Linked DNA regions of Homo sapiens: region 1 is linked to region 2. A link is a loop called in an ENCODE intact Hi-C map of the cell type or tissue named here. Cell type or tissue: heart right ventricle. All regions are shown on one strand. Links, peaks and the distances in the headings refer to the core of each region. The heading gives the core; the rest is flanking DNA. Region 1 overlaps LINC01117 (long intergenic non-protein coding RNA 1117). Region 2 overlaps LOC107985962 (a long non-coding RNA gene).

Region 1 (2,933 bases), core at 95-2,594, 960 kb before region 2:
GTACCTAGCCTTTAGCACACCAGCTGTTTCTGCTTATAAGCCTGAGTTATCCATGAAATGCAGTAGACATTTTGTAGTAAATATCCTACTTGGTTGACTTTTTTTAGGCCTAGTCATCTATGCTGATTTATAGAATTAGGAAGAAATATAAATTTTAGCAATGAAAGATAGAATTTTAAAATTTCCCATATCAAAACATGTTGTGTTCTGAGAAAGAAGAGATGAGGAATTAGCCTGTTTTCGTGGTCTCTACATAGGTGATAAAGCAAAAAAGAATACGTTTTTCCTATCTGTAATATTGTTCAGTGTAGCAAACCCTTTTGCTTGTTACAGTACAGCAAATGGAGTGTTTAATTTGGGATTCAATGTAGTCTAGAGTCAAGGTGCAGCAGTTTTATTACAGAAATACAATTTTATTGGAGGCTGAAGATTTAATTTCCACCTTACGTAGAGAGCCATAAACGGCATGCCTGTTTTACATTTTGCATAGTATTTGATATATGTAATTCCTGGCCTAATTTTAGAGTTTGAAAAGGTGGAAGAATCACAATACGCAGATTCAAATTCTTCAACACTTCAGCCACAGATGACATTTTAAAATGAACAATTTTCTGTTTCTTAGTCATGGATTTGAAACCCTTGCTTCCCTCCCCGGAGCTCTGCACCACATCCTTTTCAGGTCTTCCTAACTAGGTGAGCCACAAAGCCACCTAAAGGATGCCCTCGAGTCGGAACAAATGCTTTCTTTGTTTAAATCTGTCTACTAGATGGCATTCTACTAAAACCTAAGATGATCAGATGATATGGATAGTTTGTCATCAATTGTACCTAGTATCTGTTAGGGTCATCTGTTAATATCTGTTCAGATGTATGTATTTTGAATAAAATAATTTGTAAACATATTGGAATGACTGAATGTGAAAGAAATAATCAAATAATGTTAGCTGTAAGCCTATATCCACACTGGAATCCAAATTTGGAGGATTTTGTCATTCTCTTTCCTTCAAACATATTCATTTTAGGAGACATACACACACGCACACGCGTTGCTCTTCCATCTGTTTGCCTTTGCAGCATTAGTTCTCTTCATCAACATTTCATACCTCCTCTTTACCACCAGGTGGAGCCCTTTGTTTATGGACATCTGTCCATTTCCTTTTTCTCAAAGATGCTACCAGATAAATAGCTCCAGAGCTAAAATACTGTTGCAAACACGAAAATTTAACACACAGAGATAAAAAGTAAAGCTTTTCAGGCACTGGTATAATAAACCTTGCTTTGAGTCCTATTGCTACTAGATTTAATGGCTTACACATTTTGCTATTTACAACTCCTGCACACCAAACAGCAGAAAATAATATTGTTGCGTGTGCCATAAACAGTGTTGCTGCAGGTCTATTTTATGTAGTACTATCGTTTTTATAATCTCAAATGTTTGGCAACTGCAGTCAAAAAGCAAAAAAAAAAAAAATCTAACCAAATACTATATGCTGTAAGCTTCAGTTGTCTTCAGTCTTAAAAATATATACCTCGTTGAGAAGAAAATATTTTTCTTCAGACAAAAGAGAGTGGTAATTCAGCTGTAATAGACAACAATGTAAAAATCTTCTCTTAGTCAAATTCATCTCTCCTTAATTTGAGATCCAGTTAAGGGTACGTCAAAATCCATTTTAGCTTTGATTCTATTTAGGAGCTAATTAAAACTGAATATTATTAGCACAGGTATATTGTTCAATTATTTTAATATTCTTATTTTAAGAATTTAATCAAAGCTCTTCTCATGAACAAAAAGCAATAATATTTTTAAAATTGGAACCCCAATTTGCATGTGCAAATAACTGTAGAATGAGCTCACTAAACTATCTTGCCAATGACCTCGACCTTGATCTGGAAAGATCGTTTATGCACAAGTAAAACATTCACATTCTCTACGCTAACTCTGTGTTGGACCTTTTCTCAAGGTAGTTTACTTATGGCAACGTTGGAAGGTCTTTTAATAACATATGTATTTACCAACACCATTGAATTATATATTTAAATGGAATATCATTTCTGTCCATTTTTTATTTTAATCAGGATTTGCTCCCTTTGTACTTATATATGCAAAATTTTGGTTAAGCGTCTGCAAAGCAGTGAGTAGAAGAAGATTTGCGTATATGGTTTATTTAGTCAGTCTCCCAGACTGAGAAGCCTGGCTTTTCTATCGGTATACAAACTGGTTCTTCAATCAGAGGCTGAATGCGAAGGAGTCCTTATACAACAAAAAGCTGGAACCACCATTTTGCCATCCGCTCGCATACAATAAAATGGTGGCACAGAAAACAGTTAACACATTGTGCCCACGAGAGTTGTCTGAAAGTATTCAACTCTCTAATCCAGATATCAAGCTGCTTTCTAAAATACTGTTACCAAGTGGCTAGAGGTATTTGCTTATGTATATAATGCACGTGTGTGTGTGTGGTGTGCAGTGTGTGTATGAGATGCCGGAAGAAATGGATGTGTACATTTGACGAAAGGATAGAAAGAACTAGTCAAAAATTAACACTCAAGCTGAGAGTGAAAGCAAACCTATGTAAAAGCACAGGTCCTGGAAATTGCTTCTAACAGTTCGCAAAAGCTGTATAGTGAATTTGGCCTTGATAACTCCTTTCATTTTAGCATTCACTGCAAGCAACTTTGAGCTAGGAAATTTAAGGGAGTTGGTATTCTTTTTCTTTCTTTTTCTTTCCTAACGTCCTGTATAAATTAAAAGCAAGCCCACAATTGACTTTCACCTGGAAACTCCATGGTCTCGCTTAACAGAGGGGAAGGAAAACCAGGGACCAATCTTTCTTTCCTCTTTTACTTCTTCTGCTCTTATTTTTAGTCATTACAAATGCTGCCTTGGCTCTTTTAAAGTGTGAAAATTCTCATTTTTCTGCAGTGCTTCAGAC
Region 2 (2,933 bases), core at 165-2,664:
TGAAACACATATAACTCTATAAAGTAGGCTCTGTTTTTTTCTGATTTCAGATGAGGAAACTACAGCATGGGCAGGTAAATATGTTGATCAAGTTGACTTAGCTTTTAGGCCAATACTACTTAAATAGTTTGCTCTTTCTGTAGCATGAACTTAGATTTTTAGAAACAATTGTGGCCAGTAACACAATGGAAAGGCATCATCTACATTCCAAATCGACCAGACTAGAATTGTGTCCTGCTGTGTTGTGTTAGTGGTGCCATGTCAGTTCCCAATGATAGTGATTAACAGTAACATTTGGAGAAAGGACAGCAGTGGAGAGTGAGAATGTAGCTTTATCATTGTGAAGAGCTGAGACAGTAGCAAAAAGTTTCAGGATAGACTATCTGAGAAATGAGTGGGACTTGGATTTTGGCCACTCATTGATTCGTCCAGAAAATATTTAATGAACATTTACTGTGTGCCTGGCATGCTGTTCTCAACCGTGAGGACCATGGTGAGCACAACAGATGAAGCCCTTCCTGTAATGTAGATAACATGGCCTCCAAAGGTACTTCACACTAATAATTTTTACTTCCATTGTCTGAAAATTTAGTTGTTCACAATCCTCTGCTTTTGAGGATGTTCTTTCTGTGTTTCAGTTACTTCTCTAGGATTTTCTTCCTATAAACTAGTTTATCTTCTGATGCACAGAAAGGGACTATATTCGTGTGGTCTGTAAGATCAGGGGAGGAAATAGCTCTTGCAGGTTATTTAAAACGTGCATGAAGATATGCAGGCACGGCTTACACAGCCCTGGGCTTCAGCCCAAGAATGTGCTGATCATGTCCACAACTACAACTGCATAAAGACCCACATTAAAACAGTAATAACAGAGAAATGAAGGGGAAAAAAGTCACAGAGACAAAGCAGAAATGGTTCTTGAATTAAATCACTTTTATCTGAGCTCATTCGCTTAAGGATGCAATCAGCTCACTATTTCAGCAGCTTGGGACCTTAGAAATGTATTTCAAGATTAATTATAAAATGAATTCTTTAAAATGGAAAAATACACTACTTTCCTATTACTCTTAACAAGAGTCTAAGGTTAATGAAGCTTTGAGGCAGTTTAGTGGTTTGACTGCCACCTACTGTTCATTTTTTGCCATAACTCACATGTAGCTTGGGCAAGAGGTAAGAAAAATGCCTTGGGCAAACCATTTTGTAAAAAAGTATTTTAACATATGTGCTGTAATGTAACTATTTAAACATTTTAAGGGATTGAGAGAATGTGATTGATTCCATTTCAAATTACTGTATTTGTCATAGTAGTTTATGAGAGCCCAGTGGTTAAAAATGCAAATTATAAGGCATTCTAATATATATATACACACACATATATATATACACACATATATACATGTGTATATATATGCATGTATATATATGTATGCACAGGGCATTTCATTTAGTCCTGACAAAGCATTATACTTGAAATTTATAAAAATATGCCACAAACACAAATGCATCAACCTGAAAATATCATCTCATGAAGCTGGCATCTGATCTTTAAAACGGAAAAGAGATCTCCATCATCACACTTTTATGCTTACATGGCTTGTGAAGACTTCAAGAATATAAGCACTTATTCTGTCAAAATAAGGAGATCAAGTACTAGCCATCTCCAGCTAATTCAGAATGCCCCAGACTTTTGATAGAAATCTGTTCAGTTAACACTGCAGCAGTCATGATATTCTGTTAAATGCTTAAAGTTCAGAAGGCAGAATGGTTGTGCATTTTTTTCTCTCTATTATCTAAATTTCTTAATTCAGAGTAATAACTCATTTTCCGGATGTGACAATGCTATTTACTGTTTAAATATAGAATCTTGGTGGAAACTTTATAAACATGTCATTCCTAAGGCACATTTTAAAAAATGTCTACATGAGTCTATGTGAGTTATTTTATTTTTAAAATTGTACCTTTTCAAGCCTTTGTACTAAATTATGCATATAAAAAATTGCAAACTGTTTATGTGTTATTACTGATGTATTGTATATCTTTATATGCTTTTGTATTTACAAATATATTTGTAGATTGTTTCATTCATACTAAAATCTGCTTATATTTATTATATTTTTTAAAGCACAAAGAAAAAGTCACCTAGAATATTTTGGCATTGTTAAAATGTGCCTCCTGCTAAAACTATGTTGCAGTTTTCAGTATGAAATGGTGTCAATAAATTTCAACATTCTAGAATATCTTCAATTAACATTTCTTTTCTCTGCTAGGGACAGTTATAGAATAGTGGTAGCTTCATTTGTTAAGACAATCTTGATGAAAGAAAACATCAATATCCTCGTTCATTTTTTGCCATAATAGTATTTTTTTTCTGATGTATAAAATAGCCATCTTGGATTTCAGAATCACTGTTATTAGGCCTTTCTCTCTCTATATATAGTTTTCAGATAAATGCACATTGTTTAAAAATGTGTCCTTAGTGATGCCAATAATATAGATACAAAATGAAAGCTTTTCATGTGGATTTATTTACAGTGATGCTGATAAAATTTATAAAAATGATATAAGATGATATTAAGCAACATGAGCAAATTTGATCAAATATTCATTCTATAGCTTCCCCCTAAGTGATTCCATCCAATAACAATGACACTAATCCAAAGCCAAAGAAAAATAGTTTTACCTAAAATGTTGGCAAAGGAGCTGGAACAAATAGAATTAAGCTGACCTTTTAATAAATGTCTGTTTATTGATTTAAATTCACTTTTTTCTTTTTCTGAGCAATGCTGACGAGGCCTGTTAGAATACAAGCATGTATAATAACTTGGACACAACCATTTTTACTTCTTTTGTGTGTCATTACTGAAAGATTGAAGCAAGCTTCACCTAAGTGTAGTGATGCAAAAATAATAGTATCCCAGTCTGGCTGCGCAAGA

The links. A loop is a pair of places that touch in the nucleus more often than their neighbours do. Peaks named below come from ENCODE experiments on the same cell type or tissue, not always from the same donor. Only the 100,000 strongest peaks of a DNase experiment are listed, where the experiment ranks them.
Region 1: a loop joins it to region 2, with 8 times the contacts of the local background. A loop is called at or near these places in 4 of 110 quality-filtered maps.

What each region holds. Positions count from the first base shown.
Region 1 is chr2:176,650,703-176,653,635 of GRCh38, reverse strand. All of the region lies in intron 2 of LINC01117 (long intergenic non-protein coding RNA 1117), which reads right to left. Among named protein-coding and RNA genes, the nearest start is that of LINC01117, 14 kb to the right of the region's middle. In heart right ventricle, for the core only: CTCF peaks have their summits at 918 and 1,121 (motif pointing right); no DNase peak of the experiment used is centred there; H3K27me3 peaks cover 414 bases.
Region 2 is chr2:175,688,503-175,691,435 of GRCh38, reverse strand. All of the region lies in intron 3 of LOC107985962 (a long non-coding RNA gene), which reads left to right. Among named protein-coding and RNA genes, the nearest start is that of LNPK, 310 kb to the left of the region's middle. In heart right ventricle, for the core only: a CTCF peak has its summit at 1,130 (motif pointing left); no DNase peak of the experiment used is centred there; H3K27me3 peaks cover 422 bases.